Linked DNA regions of Homo sapiens: region 1 is linked to region 2. A link is a loop called in an ENCODE intact Hi-C map of the cell type or tissue named here. Cell type or tissue: mesothelial cell of epicardium. All regions are shown on one strand. Each heading gives the region's core, and the rest is flanking DNA. Links, peaks and the distances in the headings are about the cores only. Region 1 holds the start of LINC01451 (long intergenic non-protein coding RNA 1451). Region 2 holds the start of MIR126 (microRNA 126).

Evidence for each region. Peaks named below come from ENCODE experiments on the same cell type or tissue, not always from the same donor. Only the 100,000 strongest peaks of a DNase experiment are listed, where the experiment ranks them.
Region 1: a loop joins it to region 2, with 21 times the contacts of the local background. A loop is called at or near these places in 1 of 110 quality-filtered maps.

Annotation. Positions count from the first base shown.
Region 1 is chr9:136,615,418-136,627,576 of GRCh38, forward strand. LINC01451 (long intergenic non-protein coding RNA 1451) reads right to left here and starts at 1,764. Exons shown (of 3, transcript NR_135288.1): 1 at 1-1,764. RefSeq lists a silencer at 1-194. In mesothelial cell of epicardium, for the core only: no CTCF peak of the experiment used is centred there; DNase peaks (open chromatin) are centred at 6,647, 6,952, 8,655, 9,914 and 1 weaker place.
Region 2 is chr9:136,664,691-136,675,975 of GRCh38, forward strand. EGFL7 (EGF like domain multiple 7) reads left to right here. Exons shown (of 11, transcript NM_016215.5): 3 at 2-95; 4 at 3,551-3,672; 5 at 3,867-3,983; 6 at 4,916-5,031; 7 at 5,224-5,319; 8 at 5,479-5,640; 9 at 6,260-6,324; 10 at 7,236-7,398; 11 at 7,574-7,988. The coding sequence starts at 3,593. The coding sequence ends at 7,596. It overlaps AGPAT2 (1-acylglycerol-3-phosphate O-acyltransferase 2), which reads right to left. Exons shown (of 6, transcript NM_006412.4): 5 at 10,045-10,117; 6 at 8,453-9,237. The coding sequence ends at 9,062. It overlaps MIR126 (microRNA 126), which reads left to right and starts at 5,912; the gene lies at 5,912-5,996. RefSeq lists enhancers at 4,743-5,244, 5,245-5,744, 10,085-10,584. In mesothelial cell of epicardium, for the core only: a CTCF peak has its summit at 7,140 (motif pointing left); a DNase peak (open chromatin) is centred at 7,111.

The DNA of each region.
Region 1 (12,159 bases), core at 2,501-10,500, 50 kb before region 2:
GCTCTTCCGAGGCCCCGCTTCCCGCTCTTGCACACCGTCTTCCTGAGGCGCCCTCACATGGCCATCCCTCGGGGCGTGTCTGTCCCAATCTCCTCTTCTTACAAGGACGCCAGTCATATTGGATCAGGGCCACCCTGTCTTACCTTGACAACCTTTACCTGTCTCCAAACACAGTAGCACACTGGGGCCCTGGGTGCTAGGGCTTCAGCTTGTGAATCTGAGGGCCTTTGTCTGCCCAGGCACTGCCTCCAATAGAACCTTTGGTCCTGCAGGCCGGCAGGTGCCTCTGCCTCCATGCAGCCTGGCCTTAGCCCTGCCTTCATTCCACCTCCCCTCTGGGACTAGGGATGGTGCTGGGAGGCCAGACAGGCTTTGGGGAAGTTACCTGACCTCTCTGAGCCACGAGGTCTTCATTTACAGGATGTGGCTGTGTGTCTCACTGTGACTCTGGGGAGGGACAAGGCTTAGTCAGTGCCTGCCCGGACGCCCACACCCAGCACACAGTAGGTGCTCAGAAAACGCAGCCCAGATTGTTGGAGGCAGAGGGACCCAGGGGCCCCTGGAACAAAGCCCTCGTTGAGCTGGTAGAGACCAAGGCCAGAGAGCCCTAGGCACCTCCCCCGTCTCCCAAGGCCTCTGGGGACCCCCTTTCCACCGAGACCCCTCTGCCCCTGCCCCTCCGGTGACTCGGTGGTTCCCACGTCAGTGACAGCAGGGCCCCTCCCGCCCAGGACAAGCACCACCGCAGGCTGGGGCTGCCTTTCCCTCCTCCGTCTCCCCTCTGCCCACTCGGATCCCACCAGCCTCCTCCAAGGGCCTGTCTGGCCTGCCCAGTCTGCGGGACTCCAGCCATGGTGACGATTCCCCACCATCTCTTGGGAAGGACTGGAGTCATGGTTCAGCTCCAACTGGGGGAGTGCTCCGGTTGCCAGCGGCCAGAGGACCCCGGGGTTGGGGCTGATCCTCGTCAGTCACCCCATCACCAGCTGAAGACCCCCAGCGCCTCCCATGCCCCCTGAGGTGAGGGGGCTGCCTGGAGCATGTGCCCCTGGGGTGACTCGTCCAGGCTACCAGAGAGGCTGCCCAGGAGCACCCGTGTGAGGGGCTGGCCTGGCTCCCATCGTCAGGCACGTGAGGCTGCATGGGGGCTGCATGGGACTTCGCGCCCTTGTCCCCAGGTAGAAGAAGGGGGCGCAGATACCCCCCAGGATGGTCACAGACCCTCCCCATCCCCCTCCAGGGCCAGGGCCAGGTGGTTCGCAGGCTGAGCCTGGGCTCCTGGATCTTGGAGACAGAGGAGACAAAGGAAGAGGTCTCCAGCCATCTGGGCCATTGGTGCACTTGGGGCCTGAGGTTTCTCCAGCCCGTCGGGATTGACCCCTGCTGTCCGAGTAGCCTGGGGTGTGGGCCCCCACCCTGTCCATCTCATATGTGTCCCCCCGGCTCCCCACCAGAGGGGATGAGTGTGTGGAAGGATGTCGGGGGGCTGCTTTGCTTTCTCAGGTCAAAGAAACATTGCCCTTGCCTTTCTGGAGCCCAGAGAAGTGGGTTCTCCAGGATCCAGCCCACGGAACATTCCAGAACCTGGTGGGGGGGGCCTCACCCCTCCCCTACCTCCCCATGGGGGTGATTTCCTCTGCTCGGCCACTCCCAGGCTCACCTCCAGAAGGTCCAGTTGCTGGACCAGGCAGGTCACAGGCCGAGCTCTGCTTCCAGCTGTCCAAACACACAGTGCCTGCAGGGCGACCTGGGGGTGATGGGGGTGTGGGATTGGGGGCTGGGGGCACAGGCCTGAGGGAGGGCCTTGCCCACTTCCCTGCAGGAGCCTCGGCCAGCCCTGCCTGTCTCTGATCTGTTGCCTCTTTGGGTTTAGGAAGTGCCAAAGAGGGCCATTATGGGGAGACCCTCAGGACTGCAGGGGGAGGGGCTGAGAGCCGTGCAGGAGATGTGGGCCGCCCACGGGGTGTGGCGGAGTGGGGAGGACAGGGCCCTTGGAGTTCGATGGCACTGGTGTGGGGACTGGCAGGCCCCAGGTCTGGGACCAGCACCCACACAGGAGACGCGAGCCCCAAACGGTATGGCGGGAAGTGGTGGGGCCCGTGTGCTGGGAACAGGTTCGTGCCTCCTGCAAGCTGTGCCGCCACGCTGGGCCAGGCTACTGAGTCGAGCAGCATCGGGTGGGCCTGGCCCTCAGGGGCTTTGCAGGGCCTGGGGCTGGTTGGAGCTGAAGGAGGCGGCCCCTCCAGACCAGGTGCCCTCCGGTGAGTGTCTCTGTCCTGTCCTCTCCCCTGTGAGTTGGAGAGAATGGCGGCACCCTGAGCCGCTGCAAAATGAAAGAGATCGTGGGTGAGAAGAGGCTCCTTGCTGGGGGCAGCTCTGTAGGCTCCTCTACTTGGGGCGATCGGGAGGCTCTGGAAAGAGCAGGCATCTGAGCTTGGCCGGAAGGCCTGGCCCCGGCGGCTGCTGCCCCTGGGACTCCCACATGAAGAGGCTGGGCAGGGGCGTGCCTGGAGGCCTCCCAGGCAGGTGCAGAGAGCGGCTGGCAGAGAGCTAGTGTGGAAACTGCCTTCCAGGGCAGTAAACTCCCCAGCAGCCAAAACCAGAAGGACATGAGAGGGCCCTAGGTGGGGCTGTCAGCCGGGCACCCACACCAGCCACAGCCAGCCTAGGAGAAGCTAGGGAAGAGGTGGGCTTGCCGAGGTGTATGGAAGAGGGTTTGGGCTGAAGGAGAGGTCATTCTTTTAAAGGAAAAGGCGACACAAACTCAGAGTCACTGTCAGCACGTGGTGTCTGGCCTGCTGTCACCTGGGGGAAAGGCACAGGTGCTGGGAAGTCCTGCCCGGCCGCTCTGCCTGTGTGAGAACCACCTGGGGGAGGCCTGGGGGGCCACCAGCCCCAGCGGGGATCTCCAGCCAGCCCAGCCCTGTTTTTTCCTCTCCTCCCACCTCCGCACTGGCCAATTTTCCTCTGTAGTGCAGGCATTACTTGCTGTTTTGTGAAGCACGTGCTGAACCCAGCGCAGGCCTGTGGCAGGTGCTGCCAGCCAAGACCTGCCTCGACGAAGGCCCCACACCAGGCACTTCTGCCGGGTGCGGCCCCTCGAGGCGCAGGAGCTGGTGGTGCAGGCAGCATGGAGGCCGGTTCCCGGGGCACAGCTCTCCTTGGAACTAAGTGAGACCTAAGTCCCACGTGGACGGGACCCTGGCCATCCCCCTGCACCCCTGCGTGGCCGTGGCCAGTCTCCGTGGGCGCCCACTGCTCCGTAAGCACCTGCCATCTTTCACTTCCTTATCCTGTGAGGGAAGTGGTGAAGAAGCCGAGGCTGCTGGCTGGGTCACACCACCAGCAAGTGGCAGAACCCCACCCAAGTCACACCGGCCCCGAGGCCAGGCTCTGAGCCACAGCCCAACAGCCGCAGCTGGGCCAGGACATGCCGGCTCTGGACGCAGGAGCACGGGGCAGTCTGGGCAGTGGAGACTCAGCCTGGGCGCCAGGACACTGCAGCCCCCACCTCAGATGTCCCCTGGGGCCAAGGAGGGAGTGTGAGGGAGGCGGGTCCCAGGAGAGGAGGCGGAGGCCTGGGGTGCCTGAGGTCCTTGGCCTGCCCCTGCTCTCCCGGCTGCCACTTTCCTGCGGGAACAGCTTCCTGGCTTTCTGGCTGACGGCACGTTGGGAGCAAAGGTGGGGAGGCCAGGAGACCAGAGCCCTCGCTGGCACACATACGCTGTCCGGGTGGAGATGAGCACACCTTCCACCTAGAGAGGCATGTGAGTTGGGCCAAGCAATGGGCAAACATTTATGGAGCGCCTAATGTATGCCAAATCCAGTGGGGGGAGACAGGGAAGAACTGGATGCACCAACTGTCCTCAAATAGCCAGAAAAGGGCATCAGTAGGGGGTGCCCCATTGCCCAGGGAGGCCGAGACCCCTTCTGGGTGAGGCAGTCCAGGAGGACTTCCTGAAGGAGGAGGAGGAAGAGGGGGAGGAGCCTTAGGGACCCTTGGAGGCTAGGCACCTCTCTGGATCTCATTTTCTCTGAGGTAGGGAGAAGAGGCCAGTCCTGCCACGGGAGGAAGAGGGGGAGGAATTTTAGGGACCCTTGGAGGCTAGGCATGTCTCTGGGTCTCAGTTTCTCTGAGCTAGGGAGAAGACGCCAGTCCTGCCACGTGGGTTTGGTTGGGTTCTTTTCACCAGAAACAGATGAGCTTATGGCCAGGAAGCACTGGAGCCCCCGTGTGCATTTCCCCACTTTCCAGATGGGTGTAAGCGTCATGTCCCTGTGTTCACTGGTGAGGCCGGTGGTCTGGGGACTGAGCCCTGGCAGGCACAGGGAGCCGCCTTGCACTACTGGCACCCCCAGAGGAGGCTGCGGTGCTTGGCCCCGACCCACAGAGCCCAGCTGCTTCAGTGACTTGTGACCACAGAGCAGTCAGAGGCCGGCACCTGACCAGGGCCTGGGCCAGCGGCGCTCACCGTCCAGAGGTTGCGCACAGAGTGGAGAGGAAGCCGGGCCGGGAACTCTGTGGTGCACCGCGGTTGTTTGTGTTGACCCAGGAACTTGTGCAACGAACTGGGGCCCGGAAGGCTGGCTGCCCATGGCCACACGCAAGGGGCAGGCCGAGGGGCCACCCAGGAGGCTGCCCAAGAGCCAGGGTGGCCTGGGCCAGTCCCACCAGGTCGAACCCACCCAGCTGGGGTCACAGTCCAAGAACAGTGAAAACTGAACATCTCTCCTGGCCCCGCAGGACCCTCCCCAGTCTCTGCCCCTGCATGGTGAGGGAAGAAGAGAGGCAGGAGGCCCGTGTCTCCCGGAGTGACGGCCTTGCAGAGGACAGCCTGGAGTGTGCAGGGGAGAGGAAGTGGGGAGGGGGCTGCAGACCCTCCCTCAGGACTCCCGGGCCTCCGCCAGGCTGACCTGGGGTTGGGGGTGCCGCTTGGACCGTGTCTGTCTCAGCTCCCCTGACAGAGCTCGGGCCACAGACCCCAAAGGCCCAGCCAGGCCAGTTATTGGGCCCCTGCCAGACCCAGGCCGGAGGCCGGAGAGGGGTGTGGGGCATTTCCAGCCCCCCACAACCAGCGCCTGCTATCTGGAGTGGCCTGGTCCCACCCGAGATAGTCGCCCACAGCAGAGATGGACGCTGAGACCTGAGTGCAGGGCCGGCTTGGGCTGGAGAGCCGCTCCATGTCTGCCCAGGGCACCTGGAGGGGACGCCCGGGGGCTCCACACAGCTCGGCAGAGCCTGGCAGCCTGGGCAGCCCCTGGAGGAAGCACGCCAAGGCCCAGAGAAGGGGGCGAGCTGCTGGGGTCACAGGAGCGTTTGGGCCCACACTGAGCTCCGCTTCCCAGGGGGCTCCTCCTCCCAGACCCTCGCAGTGGCCTCTGCATGCGGCTGCACCCCTGCAGGCCCCCAGGGGCTCTCCTCCTGAGAGGGGACCTCAGGACGGAGGCCGCAGCCCCCTGTGCCCATGGGGCCACCCCTGCGGCATCCCCAGCCCGCAGGCCTCTGCCGGGAGGAGCCAGTGCCTCCCTCCGCGCCGGGCCCAGCGTGCGATTTCTGGGGACGGGGAGGAGATGCCCACCCCACCGCCACCTGGGGCCCCCCGGGCAGAGTGCGGCTGCCTCGCCCGTGTGGGGGGTCCTGGGATTCCAGAAAGCCCCCTCTTCCCACACGAAAGTCCTTTCAGGCCCCCCTAAGGCCCACCCAGCGCCTGCGGCCAACCTTTCTCTGCTCTTGCGACACCCGCCTGAGTGCTGAGGCAGAAATCTGACTCCCCGGCTCAGGCCCCAACCTGCCGGCCGCCCTCTCCGCAGGCTCCTCTCCCACGGGGAGGGCGCACCGGGCACAAGGACCCCGTGGAGACCTGCTGGTTCTGGGAGGCGGCGGGGGTCCTGCCCTGCCACGGCTCCTTGGGAAAAGGTGCTCTGTACACAGACCCTCGGCAGTGAGGTCCACCAAGGCCCCCGTACTGTGGCTTTCCCGCCTCTGAACAGGATGCTCTGCCGGGACCCTCACCAGATGCGTGGGCTGTGGCAGCCCCAGCCTGGCCCACGGCTGCTAGAGTCTGAGCCATCCCACCTCTCACAGGCAGGGAAGGCTGTGAACAACCACGTCTCCCAGGGCCCACGTTGTCCCCAGGCTGACCTCCCCAGCACAGCCCCTCTCGGCTCATGGGGGAAGGGGAGGGACCCTTGGGTGTGGAGTCTTGCCCTCACCCCAGGGACCCTGGGTGTCGGGGGAGATGGTGCGTTCTGCCCAGGCACGTATGGGGCTCAGGACGCCTCTCCAGGACACGATCAGAGCCAGGGTGAAGAGGCAGGGCTGGGTGGGCTCGTGGGGCTGGGTGGGGGTAACCTGGCTGGAGGCCCACAGGCTCATGTCTAGCTGAGCCCAGCCTCACCTTCCCCCTGCTCCTCCTAGGCTGGGAACAGGTGGCCTGGTCCCCTCGGCTTCCCATTCCCAGCGCCGGCCGCCGCAGGTGGGGTGGGTAACGGGGGCCTTCCTTCCTCTGCAGCAGATGGTGAAGGAGCCGTGGTGACCTGGCCATAAACAAGGGTGGCCCCTCCCTGTGGGGGAAGCTGCCGGGGCAGGATGCTCGAGGTGGGCTCAGTGGTGGAGGGGCTGGCCATGGGATCAGGAGGCTCCTGAAGGTGGGCAACCTCCTCTCTACCCCAGGACCAGGCCCCTGCCATCCTCCAGGCTGAACCTGGTAGCGTGTGGTTGTGCAGGTTGAGCACTGCTCACAGGACCCGGGGCATCTTTCTAAGGTGTGAATTGGACGTCTTCGTGCACCAGCGAAACCCACCCCTGCCCGAGGGATGAAGTTCGAGTCCTTGGCCCCTGCCTGTCCCCCAACCCCCCACCTCATCCCGAGTGACTCCTCCGAGAGCCAGGCCAGCGAGCCACCCTGCTGTCCCCATCAGTGCCCGGTCACACGTGCCATCGCTGTGTGGTCCCTGGGACATCTTCTCCCCTGGTCGTTGGGTGCTGCCACGCCTGGAGTGGCCTAAATAAAACCACTTTGGAATCTCCAGGGTCCGACAGGAGCCCCTCACACTGAGGCTTGTGGAAGCCAGGTTTTGCTGGTGAAGGGTCCAGGACTAGAGTGCTGAGTGAGCCGAGGGCTGGGGGGCAGACAGGCCCAGGGGATCCTCTGGTCAGGGCCCAGCACAGCCCAAGGCAGGTGAGGACAGACCTGCGGCCCACCAGGGAGGGCACGGGCGGGACGCCAGGCCCAGCCCCATGCCTCAGGCTCCTGAGTCCTGTAGCCCCCAGGACCTGCGCCCTGCCTCTTCTGCCTCATCACACAGACACGTGGGGAGCAGCCTGGATCTTCTCTTCTGTGCAGGGGCTTTGCCCGGGCACCGCTCTCCCTAGCCACGGTGCCGCCCCTGCTGTCTCTCAGGCACATCGGTCGGTCTGCAGCCGCCTGGGGCATGAAACGCCTCTTCCCGGGAGCCTCCCCGGAGCTCCTGGGCAAAGCTGGTGTCTCCCCAGTCTTGCTGGGGCCAAGGCTGAGCCCCCTACAGGGAGTCCTGAGGGGCCTTCATGGGCCTGGTGGGCTCTGGGGCCGTTGGAAGCCCCTTTGTGGTGCAGAGACTGGGTGGCCTAGGTCAGCTGCATCCTTGCTGGGTGCCTCAGTTTCCCCATGTGTGAAGCAGACAATATGTCTGAAGCCAGTGGGCCTAGGAGGCTCCAGCCAGAGCCCCGTGATGGGGGACCCGCCTCTGATGCTGCTGGGCTCTCAGGGCAGCCCCGGCCGGTTCCCACCAGGCAGCTCCTGGTGTGGAGAGCGGGCACATGCCCGGGCAGCATCCTCCACAGCTGGCTGCTCAGAGGACGGGGCGCCTGCCCCACACCCACCGTGGGCTCATGCCCCTCAGGGTCAGGGTTCAGGGAGGCCCCGTGCACTCCTGGCTCTGGGCCCCTCCTCCTTTCTCCTTCCTTCTCTCCAGTGGCCCACGAAGGACCCGGGGCCACTCCTGGGACCCAGAGACCAGGCCTCGGTGCTCCCGGGGCCCTGGGTGAATGCTGGGAATGTGGGGCTCCCTATCCTGGGAACCCCAGGGCTGCCAAGGAGGCCCAAAGACTCTGGGCTCTGTGTCTGGCTCTTGGGACAGCAGGACAGCAGGGATCTCTGGGGTGGCCCAGGCCCCACACCTGACCCAGGGCCCACCACAGCCCAGATCAGTGACTCCAACAAGGAAGGAACTGCTCTGGCGAGCCTCCTCCACCCCTACAGACCCCTGCTGGCCACATGGCCAGACACCCAGCTCTGCCTCCTGTCCTGATGGAGACAGCTATTTAGCGCCAGCTGTGTGCAGCCACGCACTGCTTCAGGGGCAGAGCTGAGGGGCAGGCGTGGGAGCTGCAGCCAGGGGCCAGCCCCCGAGGGGCTGGAGGTTGGTACTCTCTGCCCCAGCTCCAGGACAGGGCCAGGGTCAGCGGCCAGGAAGGGCAGAAGCTGGGGGCTGGGCTCAAGAAGGTGGGCACTCACCTGGAGCCACTCCACACCCTCCTCCCCGGCTCAGCACTTTCTCACGCTCAGAGCTGGCACGGGGGCCAGGCCTCGCTGGGGCTTGTCCTGGCCCTGGGAAGGCGGGCGAGGCTTTCCTCTGGGCCCAGGGGCAGGGGCCGCTGCAGGTTGGGACACGTCTGGAGTGGGGGAGCCCGGTTGCAACACCGGCTGAGCAGCTGCAGGATCTCGTGGGGCTGCAGGAGGCCCAGCCCCCACTGCACATGTCCCAGCCTGCTCGGTCCCCAGAGAGGACAGGGGGCATCAGAGAGAGGCAGCTCCCAAAACTTGGACCTAGAGACCTGGGCCAAGGCCCTGTCCCTCCCTGGTCCTCCATGTTCTCCCTTTGAATTTGGGGAACCTGGTCAGAGCACCCATGTGGGATCTTGTGCGCACAGCACACACCACGCCTTGTCAGGGCCTGGGATGGTCAGCAGCATCTCAGCCTCAGCGCTACTCTCTGGAGAGTGGGATGACGGGGCCACGTCAGCTGCTGGGAGGCTCCCAGGAGGAAGCCGCACACTAGGGACTCTTGCCCAGCTGTGTGGTGGCTGTGCCTTCAGGACGTGCAGTCAGGAATTCCTAAGGGCCCCTGAGCCTGAGGACTGGGGATGGAGCCCTGTGGCCCCTGGCTCTCAGCCTCACCCAGCCCCAGGCTTTGACCTCAGAGCTGTCCACCCAGAACTGCTGGGGCTCCTCAGCCCCCTGGAGCTGGGAGCTGGGCGGAGTCACCCTCAGACGGTGCACCTGCCCCAGACCTGCTCCAGCCGCCAGCCAGTCTCTCAGAGCCAGCCGGGCCCCTCTGGCCACACAGGCCTCGACCCCTGCACGAACCCGCTGGAGGTGATGCCTCACCTGGAGGTCTCACCCGCAGACTCCTGGGATGGGCCTCTGGTTCTAAGGACAAACTGGCTCCTCCTGGGACCCACCTGCCTCAATGGGTCTATAGGGACCCAGGCTGTTGTCAGCCCCCAGGAGCAGCCAAGGCCCCCGTGCATCCTTGGCCAGTCAGATTTGTCACACTGGGATGAGAGACAGGCCAGAGGGGCCTTGGATGGCTCCCGTCCAGCCATCACCCCTGCCCACTCTGTTCCTGGGGAAACCGAGGCCCAGGGAGATACAGACCCATGGCTGGCTTCCTGAGTCACAGAACCTGGGGGAAGCGCCCGGCCTCTCCCACCTTGGTCTGCAGGCCTGCAAAGCCCTCCATCTCCCCGGCCCCTCGCCCTGGGCAGGAAGGCGGGAACGGGGACACTGGGCTCTGGGGAAGGGAACTCACAGGTTAGGAGCTCCATCTGCAGGAATCTCGTGCTGTCCTCAGAGCTGGGCAGGGTGAGAGGCAGGTCCCCTGGGAGGCAGCCCCCGACACCCAGCCACTCTCTGGCAGCCTCCCAGGCCGGCGTGGGAATGTGGCTGGCGGGAACGGGGCCTCTCCCCTGGGGAATCAGCTGCTGGGTGCTGGCCAAGAACGCTCTGATCCAAAGAGGAAGCAAAGTTCAGCTGCAGCAACTTGACCCAGGACAGCTGGGGAAAAATGGGCGGCCGGGGCAGGGGCAGAGACTGTCCAGACCAGGTTGAACTCCAGCCCCTGCCCTGGTCTGATCCTTAATCTCAGCTACAGTCTGAGCCCTGATCCGAGCTACAGATTAAGTCTTGACAGACACAGTCTGCGTGTCTACTCCAGCTATGGACTCATCCCTAATCCCAGCTACAGGCTGGCCTCTGATCCCAGTCACACACTGAACCCTCATCCCAGCCATACACCAAGTCCTTACCCCAGCCGCAGACTAACCCCTGAGGCCACCTATAGGTCGACCCCTCACCCTGGTCACAGACTGAGCCCCCATCACCAGCCCAAATTGACCCTTGATCCCAGACTAAGCTGAGCCCTGGTCAAAAGCATAGACTGACCCCTGATCCCAGCTACAAACTAAACTCTGCTCCCAGCCATAGCCTGAGCCCTGACCCAGGCACAGAATGAGTTCCCATCCCAGCCACGGGGTGACCTCTGACCTCAATCAGAGCCTGGCTTCTGATCCCAGGCACAGACTGACCCTGGCTCCAAACCAACCTTAGCCTCAGCTCTGCGGATCTCCAACTCAAACTCTGCCCAAACCCCAGACTGAGTCCATCCCGAGTGGCATTTGCCGAGGGCGAGCGCCTCCCGCCACTCTGGAAGTGACTGTCGACTCTGCTGGGCCCCATCATGCCTCCCTGGCTGCCATGTCCCCTCCTGGCCCTGCACTTTCAAGGGAACTCGGGCCAGCTGGAGCGGGTGCAGGAGGGAGGCCAGGCGCAGGCCGGAGGGCAGCTGAGGGAGCCAGGCAGGCCAGTGTGGGGCTGGGAGGCCAGGTCGCCGGCTTGCCAAGTGCCTGCTGTGTGTCAGCACGTCCCCTCCACCACCTCAACTCTTCCTAGCCAGCACCAAAAGGTGGAGAGCCAGGCTGGACGGGGCAGCAACGGCAAAGCAGACAGCAGGTGCATGGTGGCCGAGCTCCAACCATGTCCATCCAAACCCAACCTGGTTGGCCCTTGCTGGAGACAAACCCCAACCCCGTCCGGCAGATGCCCACCTGCAGGGTGGGACTGCGGGGGTGGCAGGGGCTCCTGGGTTGGTGGTGTGCCCCGGGGTGCCGGAGATGCCTCGGACCGGGAAGCCAGAGCCACGACGGGTCGGGGCAGGGGTCGGGGCAGGGCGGGGCAGGGGTGGGGGCAGGGCGGGGGCAGGGGTGGGGGCAGGGCGGGGGCAGGGGTGGGGGCAGGGCGGGGGCACCTGCACTCTCAGCCCTTGCAGCTGCCAGCCTGGGGTCTGGTGCTGGGAATCCCATGCTGGGGGAGAAGAAGCTGTTTATTGGGAGCTGAGCGATCCTCTAATCTCTGCCTTATCGCCGCCTGTTTGCCCAGTGAGAGTGCAAACACAGGGGTGGAGGTCACAGGGCTGTGGGGAGGGGCCCACACTATTTGCCTGACTTCTCCCAGTGGTGTTAAAAATAGCACAGAGCTCTGGGCTCAGAGGGGTCTACGGAGTTCCCGCCTGGCCCCTGGCTCACGGGCACCAGCTGCCAGGTGGAGGCCTGAGGTATTGACACTCCCCGGCTCTGTGTTTGGCTTCTGATAGCGGCCCAGGAGGGCGTGGCTGGAGGGGCCCTTTCTCAAGAAAAGCCCAGAGAAGTGGTGTCCAGCCCCCTGCCCTGCCCACCTCGCCGCCCCCCACACCATCCCAGCCCACACCTGGACTGGGGGCAGGGGGGACCCAGGAAGCCCAGCTGGAGCACGGGGAGGGGCTGGAGGCTGGCTCCCAGCTCCCTGCTGCTGCCAGGACTGGCTGGGGCTGGGGTAGTGAAGCCCCAGGGAGAGGCAGGCCCAGTGCCGAGTCTGAGCCCATCCAGGGAGCCCCGTGCTCTGCCCCTAGAAGGCAGCATTGCCTGGTGGTGGCGGCACCTGAAGGGTTCCATGACCTGGTGCAGCCGCGGAACTGTGGAGCCTGTTTCCCCAGCTGCAAAGACGGGTACTCATGGTTCCTACGTCCTGAGGTGTGGCAGAGATGGATGCAAAGCTCATTGCAATGCAGGCATCAGCACTGCTCCACAGCCTCCAAGCCGAGGCCCTGCCTGTCCTAGCGTGCTTCTCACGGTCATCCCCGCCT
Region 2 (11,285 bases), core at 3,286-11,285:
GCAGCCCCCAGGACCGGGGAGGCACAGGTGGCCCCCACCACCCGGAGGAGCAGCTCCTGCCCCTGTCCGGGGGATGACTGATTCTCCTCCGCCAGGTGAGTCCCAGCAAACCCCTTGCTCCGAGGGAACACTTCTCACACCGGCGCCCACGCGGGTTATGACACAGGGCGCTGGCTCCGGCTGGGGTCTGAGGGGCTGCTGAATTGGGCTGGCCCGAGCCCCACGTGCCGCGCCCGCAGTAACAGCTGTAACAATTGTTGTGTGGCCACGACCTCACCGTCACTAGATCCCAGGGCTGTTTAGCCCCATCTTATAAATTTGGAAATGGAGGCCTGGAGAAGAGAGGTGACCAGCCCAGGGACCTCTGGTGTGAGGAGACTCTCTGGGGGCCTGTGGATTCGCTGGGAGGAGTGTTCTGCGATGGCCCTGACTGTGCTGAACTCAGCAGTGACCCAGTGACCCCGGTGAGGGTGCCTGATGCCTGAGAGAGGGCCAGGTGGGGGCCGGCGCAGGGGCCCCCAACCTAACACGCTAAGGCTAGGAGGCAGGCCTGGGCTCTGCCATGTGGTCTCAGAGGAGATCTGGGTCTCTGGGCCTGCGGTGGGGACGGTCATGATGCCCACTGCCTGCGAGGCTGCAGGACCCAGCTCAGTGCTAACCTGCGCCGGGCGCCTACCGCGCGGCCCCCCAGCGGCTGAGATGGGCGTCCCGGGGTGGTTTTCAGCCTGGGGGGCTTGAAAGCTAGCAAAGGGCCCGCAGCCCCGTCAGTGTGGGCGCCCTGGGCGGCCTCTCCTGGCTCCTGGCGGCCGGGCTTGGTCGTGCGTCCCCAGCGACCGCGCAGCGAGCGCCCTGCCGCGGGGACTCGGGCCCCAGGATTCCCGGAGGGGGTGCTGGCGGGCCGCGGCTCAGAGGCGCGTTTGCGTCAGCCCCGGGTTCCAGCAGAGTCACTGCCCGCCCGGGGGCAGCTCGTCCGCCGCGGGGCCTCAGTTTCCCCGTCTGCGCAATGGGGGCGGGGCGGGGCCGCCAGGTGGGGCGGGGCCGGGGGCGGGGCGGGGCGGGGCTCGGGGCCCCCACGGCGCGGGCTCGGGCGGCAGTGGCGGCGGCGCGTGCGCGCCCCGGATCCGGCGGTGAGTGCGGAGCGAGCGGGGCGCGCCGGGGTCGGGGTCCGGTCGCCGCCCGGGCTGGGTCGAGGGCGGGACCCGCGGAGCCCCCGGGGGCGGGGAACCTGGCCGCGCGCGGAGCTGGGGGCGGCTCCGGGACGAGGCAGCGCGACCGCTGGGGCCGGGGGCGGAGCGGGCCGGGGCGCCCGCGGCTGGGTCGGGCCGGGCCGGGAGAATGGGCCCAGCGGCCCCGGGAACCGGCTCCCCCTGCCGGCGGCGGGCGGGCGGGCGGCGCGGCGGGGAGGGCCGGGGTCGCCGCGGCCCCTCGTCCGACCCGGCGCGACTCAGCGCCTCGGGGCCCAGCCTGTGCCGCCTGCTCCGCCCCCCGCGAACCCCGGAGCCAGCAGCGCGGCTGGGAGGGGGCGGCGGGCAGGTCCGTCTCGCTCCGCCTCTGCGCCCTCCCTCGTGGGCCCCGCGGTCCCCAGCCCTGCTCCCGCCGCGAGGGGTCCGCCAGTGCCTGCGGCGCAGCCAGGCCCCTCCCTCTGCGGACCCGGCCTCTCGCGGGTGGGGGCTGCGGGGCTGCTGCCGGGCAGGTGGGGAGGGAGCCCGTGGGCGCTGGGGGCACGGGGACCGGACTGCTGGTCCACCTGGCGCCGCCGCCCCCTCCCCGCCCGGCACCCCTGGGTCGAGGCCGTGGCCCCCCCCGGGGAAATGGGGCTTGCAGCACCGGCTCGGAGAGCACCACGGGCTTCCTCTGGCCTCGGGAAAACATGACTTTCAAAAATTGAGTCTCCACTTAGCACCGCTTCCTGTCCAGGCGACTCTCAGGAATTGTGGGGGGGAGCTGTGCCAATATGTGTGGGGGGCAATGAGGTCTGGGAGATTCGCCTACCCCCAGGCCCGCCCTGGCATCCCCCTGCCCACATCAAGCCGCCGGGCCGCTGCCCTACCTCTTCCTTCCCGGGTCCCACTCCCCAATGTCCCCCGACTTCGAGTCTTGCCTTGAGGTCGCACCAGACCCAGCCCCTAACAGTGTCCTTCATCCAGGGCCCATCCCCAGAGTTAATCTCCAGCCAGCTCTGCCCCCTCGACAAACTCCTGCCCAAAAACTGCTGTGATGCCCCCCCTGCCCCCAAGCTAAGTCCCCACCCCTCAGCTGCCCAGGGCAGCCTCTGCCTAGTTGGCAGCCTCTGCCCTGCCCTCCTCTCTCCAGCGCACAGAGGACTGGAGGCCCAGGAAGGACCCCCAGCCACCCTCCCCGCTGGGACCGGGTGATGCCTTGGCAGTGCCCGTGGGAAGCAGGTGTGGGATCGTGCTCCACACCCAGTGGGGCTGGCCAGCAGCGACTGAGGACAGTGTGACTATTTATAGGACTGGCTGTCAGAGCTGAGGAGGGGCCTCAGAGACCCTATTCTAGTGTGTGAGGAAACTGAATCCCAGAGAAGGGACAGCCTTACCCCAGCCTCTGCCCCGACCCGAAGCCTGGCCTTTCCCTGCGGAGGGCCCTGCAGTGCCTCGGAAGGAACCCACCCAGCCTTTGGGAAGCACCCGTGAGAGGCCCTGGGTGGGACCCTGCAGCATGGCAGGGGCTCGCCAGGTCTCCAGACCCCTGGCTGCGCATAGGACAGAATCCCCATCCCCGGCATTGCCACAGACCATTAATTCTGGGCTCTCATGCTCTCAGGAAGCCTCACCCGGGCCCCTGGCTCCTGCTGCACAGCCAGGAGGGGGTTGGATTCCGGTTCCGGTGACACTGTCGGGGGCTGCTCCTCACCCCCAGGTGTGCACCTGGCACAGCCACTGTCCCAGGATCCCTGGAGGCTGATTGCACACATATCCCAGCCTGGGAAGGACCCCCTCTAAAATGAAGGCCGCCCCTCTGGTGGTCTTAGAATGTGTGCACCCTCCGCACGGTTCCTGCTGGCTTGCAGCTGCTGGCCCACCTGCTGGGGCCGGTTCCACACTCAGATGAGAAATCAAATTCCAGAAGGGCTGAGGCCGGCAGGTCCCTGGTGGGGCTGGATCCCAGCTCTGCCCACGAACACCCCGTTTGCATAGACTGGGGTGCAAACTCACCCCTGCCCTGCTGTGAGGAGGGCCCTGGAACCAGGCAGGACAGGAGAAACGGCCACCCGTAGCTGGAGCCATCCTTCCCGGAGCCTCGGGCAGATGCCCAGCAGGATCCACTCGATTCCTGCACCAAGAGCTCTGGACAGCGTCACCCCCCCTGTGCCCCCAGGCTGTGGCCCCAGCTGTTTGTGCCTGGCGAGGGTCTGGCTAGCTGGAAGAGGGGGCCAGCGGAGGAGAGAGTGGGCGCCACCGTGGGGCTGTCCCACCGGTGGAGGCTCCAGCGGAGATGAGCTGGGCAGGCCTCGCGGAGCAAGTGCAAACTGCACCCGCGTCCTGGGGGCATCTGCGGGGAGACTTAGGGGTCATGCTTTGTGCCCCAGGCCACCCAGAGGAGAAGGCCACCCCGCCTGGAGGCACAGGCCATGAGGGGCTCTCAGGAGGTGCTGCTGATGTGGCTTCTGGTGTTGGCAGTGGGCGGCACAGAGCACGCCTACCGGCCCGGGTGAGCCAAGCCCTAGCCTGGGAGTGCTGGGGTGGGGGGACCGGGAGCCCTCAGCACCTCCTAGAGGCGGCCCTCAGCACCTGTCGGGGACTCCCTGGGGGCTCCTGCTGAGGGTCCTGCCCCGGCCACATGTTCCCATCATTCTTGGGTCCTGCTCTGGGACTCCTGGGCTGACCCCCTCTCCACCCCCGCAGCCGTAGGGTGTGTGCTGTCCGGGCTCACGGGGACCCTGTCTCCGAGTCGTTCGTGCAGCGTGTGTACCAGCCCTTCCTCACCACCTGCGACGGGCACCGGGCCTGCAGCACCTACCGGTGAGTGCCCCACCACACCGAGCTCACCCAGCCCCAGCCTCCCAAGTCGGCCACACATCAGCATGTCAGGGGCGAGGCGGGGGTGAATCCTGGGACCCAAGATGGGAAACTGAGGCCAGAGCCATGAGAGGGCTGCCTGAGATGGGCGACCCAGGGCGGCCGGAGCCAAGGGGTTCCACGATCACCTCCAGTGTCCTAATCCTTGCTCTTGCCCCGACACGTCTCAAAGGACCGCACCTCTAAGAGCATCCCCATGTTTAGAGGGGTCACCCATCCTGTCTGCACCCCTCCACTTCCGGGGGACTAACCCCTCCCTACCCTGGCATCCCTGGCTGCAAGTTCCCATATACACAGAATGGTGCCTGACTCCCCTGGTCCCACTCCACTGGGCACCCCCCTCCACATGACGGCCCCCAGTGGGCACAGATGAGACCCTGAAATGTCCTGTATGCCCACACAAGGGGCACACACCCCTAAGTCTCAGAGTCCTCCTTCCTGGGTGTGGGAGCTCCACCCCCTGCTGGGGGAGGGGCCTGGGAATTCAGACTTCTGGAGGTTTAAGAAGGGCTCCGATGCCCAGGGCCCACACTCTGCCGTGACTCGCCGTAGGCCGGGCACACCCTCTCCTCTGGGCCTGGATGCCCCCACAGTAGGAGACCAGATAGGTGGGGGCACACACAGGCCTGGCCACTGCCTCTGCTCCATGCGGAGTGTGGCTGGGCCTTCCTGCTGTGGCTTGAGTCCCGGCCAGCACCGGAAGGCCCAGGCAGGGAAACGGCTGTGCAGTGACCCCTCAGTGCCATCCCTTGAGGAGAAGACCCTTGGGGGCATGCTGGGGTGACCCTGTGCACTCTGAGAGGGGACTCTAGATGCCCAGCAGGTGACTAAGGGGGAGTAGGATGCCCCTCTGAGCTGTCCCACCCACCCCACAGAACCATCTATAGGACCGCCTACCGCCGCAGCCCTGGGCTGGCCCCTGCCAGGCCTCGCTACGCGTGCTGCCCCGGCTGGAAGAGGACCAGCGGGCTTCCTGGGGCCTGTGGAGCAGGTGAGGGCTATGTCCCTCGGCGCCCGGTGTTAGGAGGGCGACTGTTCCCCAATCTTCCAGCAACGCTCCTGCTGCTTTTCTTGAACCCCGAGCAAAGCACCACCTTGCCGCAGAGCACCCACTCCCTAGCAGCTGCCCCCACAGGGTGCTGGGGACCCAACTGAGCTGGTGACCAGCCTCCCCCGCCCACAGCAATATGCCAGCCGCCATGCCGGAACGGAGGGAGCTGTGTCCAGCCTGGCCGCTGCCGCTGCCCTGCAGGATGGCGGGGTGACACTTGCCAGTCAGGTGAGGCTGGCTCTACCCTGGGGGGCCCTGGAAGGGTCCTGGGCACCTCCTTGCATGTCCTGGGGTTACTGCTGGCCCATGAGTGGGTGGTTGTGAAGGGAGCTGTGTGGGCAGGACCCCTCCCGCAGGCATGGCCGCCTGACACCCCGTTTCCTGCAGATGTGGATGAATGCAGTGCTAGGAGGGGCGGCTGTCCCCAGCGCTGCGTCAACACCGCCGGCAGTTACTGGTGCCAGTGTTGGGAGGGGCACAGCCTGTCTGCAGACGGTACACTCTGTGTGCCCAAGGGAGGGCCCCCCAGGGTGGCCCCCAACCCGACAGGTAAACAGCCCTGGCTGTGCCTGGCCTGGGGAGGCGGGCAGGCAGTGGACATTGCCGTGTGGCTGTTAGGCATGGTGGGGGGCACTGGAATCTGGGCGGAAGGCGGTGGGGACTCCCTCTCCAGGGAGGGAGGATGGGGAGGGAGGATAGGTGGGTTCCCGAGAACTGGGGGCAGGTTGCCCGGAGCCTCATATCAGCCAAGAAGGCAGAAGTGCCCCGTCCCGGGGTCCTGTCTGCATCCAGCGCAGCATTCTGGAAGACGCCACGCCTCCGCTGGCGACGGGACATTATTACTTTTGGTACGCGCTGTGACACTTCAAACTCGTACCGTGAGTAATAATGCGCCGTCCACGGCACCGCATCGAAAACGCCGCTGAGACCTCAGCCTTGACCTCCCTCAGCGTGGCCGGGACCCTGAGCCTCTGCGCAGAGCCACCCGCCCCGACGTACTTAGGCGGCATAGCCCTGAGACCTCTGGCCAGCGCCAGGCAGGCAGCGGGGGCGGCAGAGGCCTGGGCCTGAGTCTTCTGGCTCTGCCTCTCCCTGGGGACAGGAGGGAGCCTGGGGGTGTGGGTGGGGAGCCGGCCGGCCGTGACCCAGCGCCTGGCTCTGCCCGCAGGAGTGGACAGTGCAATGAAGGAAGAAGTGCAGAGGCTGCAGTCCAGGGTGGACCTGCTGGAGGAGGTGAGGCATTGGTGGGGGGGGGGGGGGGCAGGCAGTCCAGGGTGGACCTGCTGGAGGAGGTGAGGTGTGGAGGGGCAGGCAGTCCAGGGTGAACCTGCTGGAGGAGGTGAGGCATCGGGGGGGTAGGCAGGCAGTCCAGGGTGGACCTGCTGGAGGAGGTGAGGCGTCGGGGGGGCAGGCAGTCCAGGGTGGACCTGCTGGAGGAGGTGAGGCGTCGGGGGGGCAGGCAGTCCAGGGTGGACCTGCTGGAGGAGATGAGGCGTCGGGGGGGGAGGCAGGCAGTCCAGGGTGGACCTGCTGGAGGAGGTGAGACGTCGGCAGGGGGCAGGTCTTCACAACAGCAGAGGCCCAGGCCCGGGTACAGGCTCCGTAGTCTCCTGGGACATGGTCCCGACCCACGGATGGCTGGGGGTGGTCTGAAAAGGTCCTGGCCCTGGGGAGGTGGCTTCCTCGCTGCTGACTGCCGAGGGGGCCCTGGCCTGGATCCATGCTGGGCAGAAGCAGCTGGACACTGACCAGGACCCCCCAGGGCCGGAGGAACCAAGCTTGACAGCCCCCCAGACAATACACAGAGCCTGGACCCAGACGAGACCTCCCCACCCCCCCATCTTTGTCCCCACCAGGACAAAGAGCTCTTGCCAGTCTTCCCACTGGCCAGTGGTCCAGCTGTCCCCCTAGTTCTCCTGCCAGGGACCCCAAGGCTGGGACCACCCCGCCAGCCTGATGCCCCAGGCACCCACTCTGCGGCAAGCTTTTCTGCCACGGCAGCCCCCTCTAGTGGACACTTGGAGCCCTGCCGCGGAGGCGGGGGCTGGAGGCTTGTGGAGCCCTTCCCAGGGGTCCTCCCTAGACCCCGGTGGAGCAGAGAGGGCGGGGGCCGGCCCAGGGTCACTGCCCTTCTGCACCCACAGAAGCTGCAGCTGGTGCTGGCCCCACTGCACAGCCTGGCCTCGCAGGCACTGGAGCATGGGCTCCCGGACCCCGGCAGCCTCCTGGTGCACTCCTTCCAGCAGCTCGGCCGCATCGACTCCCTGAGCGAGCAGATTTCCTTCCTGGAGGAGCAGCTGGGGTCCTGTGAGTGCCCCCACCCTCCAGAGCCCTCCTCCCGGGTCTGGGCCCAGTGGGCCTAGAGGGGCTACCCAGGCTTGGGGGTCGGGGGCGACCAAAGGCCAAGGGGCCAGTCAGATCTAGCTGGGCGGGGAGGCTGTGGGGAGCAGTGATCTCTGACCTTCGCCTCATCCAACCCTAGGCTCCTGCAAGAAAGACTCGTGACTGCCCAGCGCCCCAGGCTGGACTGAGCCCCTCACGCCGCCCTGCAGCCCCCATGCCCCTGCCCAACATGCTGGGGGTCCAGAAACCACCTCGGGGTGACTGAGCGGAAGGCCAGGCAGGGCCTTCCTCCTCTTCCTCCTCCCCTTCCTCGGGAGGCTCCCCAGACCCTGGCATGGGATGGGCTGGGATCTTCTCTGTGAATCCACCCCTGGCTACCCCCACCCTGGCTACCCCAACGGCATCCCAAGGCCAGGTGGGCCCTCAGCTGAGGGAAGGTACGAGCTCCCTGCTGGAGCCTGGGACCCATGGCACAGGCCAGGCAGCCCGGAGGCTGGGTGGGGCCTCAGTGGGGGCTGCTGCCTGACCCCCAGCACAATAAAAATGAAACGTGAGCTGCTGTGTCAGTGGATGGACTGGGGGCCTGGGAGGAGGGCGCTCACCTCCTGGCCACCCCTCCCAGACCCACTGCTGGGTGCCAGCTGGCAAAGGGGGCCTGGTGGAGCGGGCAGTCGTGGGGTGGGGAGGGGGTCCAAGGCAGAGGGGGTGGGCAGGTGGTTTCTGTGAGGCCACAGAGAGCTTTGTCCTGGGGACATGTTGGCCCCAACCAGAGGCCAAAGAGCAAATCTCTGGCCTCCTTCCCAGTAGCCTGAGGATCCCGGCACACTTGCCCGTTAGGCGACACCCCCACCCATCGATGGAAGTAGTATAGGGTGATGTGGGTCCACTCCTGGATAGGGAACACGGGTGGGTGGCGGTGCCTGCACCCTGGGCCTCTAGGCAGGGCAGCTGGGAAGACACAGCGTCGCCTCCACCGCCCTGGTCACCTGCCCGCCCTGTGAGTGACCACAGCTCCCCAGCCACTTCCAAGAGTGTGTTTATAAAAAAACAGCAACGGAGTACAGTGCTGACCCCACAGAGTCTTCCAGGCCAGCAGGAGCAGCAGGCCCCGATTCCCGGCTCCCTGTGGCCCAGGGTGCGTGAGTCTGGGACTCCTGGCCCTCCAGGCCCCTCCTCTCCCAGAGAGCCTGATGCAGCTTGTGGGCTGGACCCTGGAGCCCAGCTGCACCCTGGTGGGTCCCAGGCGGCTGAGCAGAGGGCTCGGACAGTGTGCGTCTGGCCTCGGGGTCCTCCCATCTGCTCCTGGGCCATCGGGGGCCTTGTGGCTCAGCCCACCAGCGGGCCACAGCCGCAAGCCTCATCTTTATCATCCCAGCTCCCAGAGGTGCCGTGGGCGCGAGTCCCTGCCCTCGAGCCCGGGGAGGGTCCAGCTGAGCCCCCTGCAGGGGACACCAGGGGCCTGTGTCTGAGGCCAGTGACAGAAGGGGCTTCCTGCTTCCCGGGCTGAGTGAGAGCTGGGGGAGCCGGACAGAGTGGTATTTGGAAGCCGGGAGGAGTCCCCTCTGCCCATCCTCCAGCCATCGGCTTCCACCTGCCCTCCCCAGGTCATGCCCTGCCGTGGTCTGGGCTACTGGGCCGGCTGCACGCCAGACCCCGCAGTGGCCCCGTTCTCCTGGGGGGTCTTGGAGATGTGGAGGAAGGTGGTCCTCATGGCCCGGTGGCAGGTGTCCACGAGCGCAGGGACGTCCGCCGCAGTGAGGCCGCTGGTGGGGATGGCTTCCAGCACCTGCACTGTGACTGTTCCTGTGGGGGAAGCAACAGACCTCAGTGGCCTGTGGGGAGCTGGGGCCCACCTCAGCCTGCTGCCCTGGCCTCGCCTCTCCCCAGCCCCCCACAGCCCCTCCCTGGGAAGCCCGAGGCCGGGCTCTTCCCCTGGACTCCCTAGCCGTGGTGGGTTATTTTAATTGCAGTAACGTTGCTGCAGTAAACCCCATGGCTGCCTGGCCTTCACGCCGCATTTTCGACAAGTCTGCGCTCCCCTGTTACTGCCCCCAGAAAGCCCCACTTCCTGATCAGCCCCTACCTCACTGCCTGGCCTCTGCCCTCCATACGGGGCGAGGGGCTGTGGGAGAGATGGAGCTGGGTTCCCCCACTGCTCTCCAACTTTGACCCCACTGTCCTGCCTGGGCACCAGGTGCCCACGTTCTGGGAACTGGCTGGAAGGGGCAAGAGGTCATGAGCCCCGCAGCCTGTGCCCCTGGGCTGCCTGGGTTCCATCTACCCTATGCGGGCATCAGCCTGGACACATGGGCTCAGAGGCCGCCCTCCAGGCCCCCAAGCTGTGTGCACAGCTGGGGTCCATCCGTGTGAAGTCTCTTGGAGCCTCAGTTTTCTCATCTGAAAAATGGGCCCAGCACCACCCATCTCACAGGGCCATGAGGCCATGAAGCCCACAGCTGGGACTCCAGCCTGAGTCACTCATTCGCCACATGGTCACCGTGTGGCCACGCCACGGGTGCCACCCGGAAATGGGAACGATGAGGGGCCCGGGGCTCCGTGACTGTAGGGTCAGGCGGGGCCTACACCCCGGGTGCACACATGTGGGGGTACCTGAAGTGAAGAACTTCTTCTTGGTGTTGTAGAAGGAGGAGAAGGAAGAGTACACCACGGGGACGATGGGCACCTGCAGGCAGGGAGACGCACAGCTGAGGCAGCCCTGGGGACAGGCCAGGCACACCCCAGGCTGCATGTGGTTGGGGAGCCCTGTCCTGCGGCCCACCCACCCCTGCCTTCGCTGCTGCCATGGGTCCTTGTGGCTGTCCTGCCCCTGGGACCTGGGATATGTGTCCTGCTCTGGTTGGCCCAGAGTTCCATAAGCTCATCCTGCAAATTTTTACTCATCTCCTCTAGGAAGCCCTCCTGAGCTAGCACGTGTTTGCCTGGTTCACACCTGTCCCCATATTGGGTCTGCAGCTAGCCAGGGGGGCAGGGCCCTGTCCGGTTTAGGAGGAGATTATGGCACTCTTCCCTGCCCACGCCTCTCTCCCAGTCCTCTCCATCTCAGGAAGCCAGTGAGGGAGGCAGCCCTAGCCCGGGGGAGGGGTGGAGCCTGCTGGTGTTCCTGGAAGTCACCGGGGTCAAATCCAAGGGCACTTGGGGGTGATCATTAACCCGAGGCAGCCAGGGAACCTCCAGGGGGCCAGCAGGTAGGCTGGGGACTGGCAGCAGGAAGGGAGGGGGCCAGCAGGTAGGCTGGGGACTGGGAGCAGGGAGGGAGGGGGCCAGCAGGTAGGCTGGGGACTGGCAGCAGGAAGGGAGGAGGCCAGCAGGTAGGCTGGGGACTGGCAGCAGGGAGGGAGGAGGCCAGCAGGTAGGCTGGGGACTGGGAGCAGGGAGGGAGGGGGCCAGCAGGTAGGCTGGGGACTGGCAGCAGGGAGGGAGGGGGCCAGCAGGTAGGCTGGGGACCGGGAGCAGGGACGGAAAAGCTGTGGGTCTCCTGGCTGAAGCTGCACTGCGGCCACCCCCAGCCACCCCATCACAGCCGCCCGTCTCCCCTCTGCTCTCCCAGAGCTGATCCAGCCCTCACTCTGCCCCCAAAGGGAAGTGACATCAGCCCCAGGCTGGGCAGGTGTGCCCCGCACCTGGGCAGGGCTGGGATCAGAGCCCAAGGATGCTCACCCAGCCCAGCGCCTCCGGGGCTCCCCAGGCCTCACGGCCTTAGCTGGGAGCCTCTGGAAGGAGGGCCCCCTCCCCACCACCTTGCACAGGGCCAGGCACTGGGGGCCACTAGTGGCCAGTGTGAGGGAAGGAGCTGAGACCCCTGCCCTGAGCGAGACCCCACCCAGATGGGT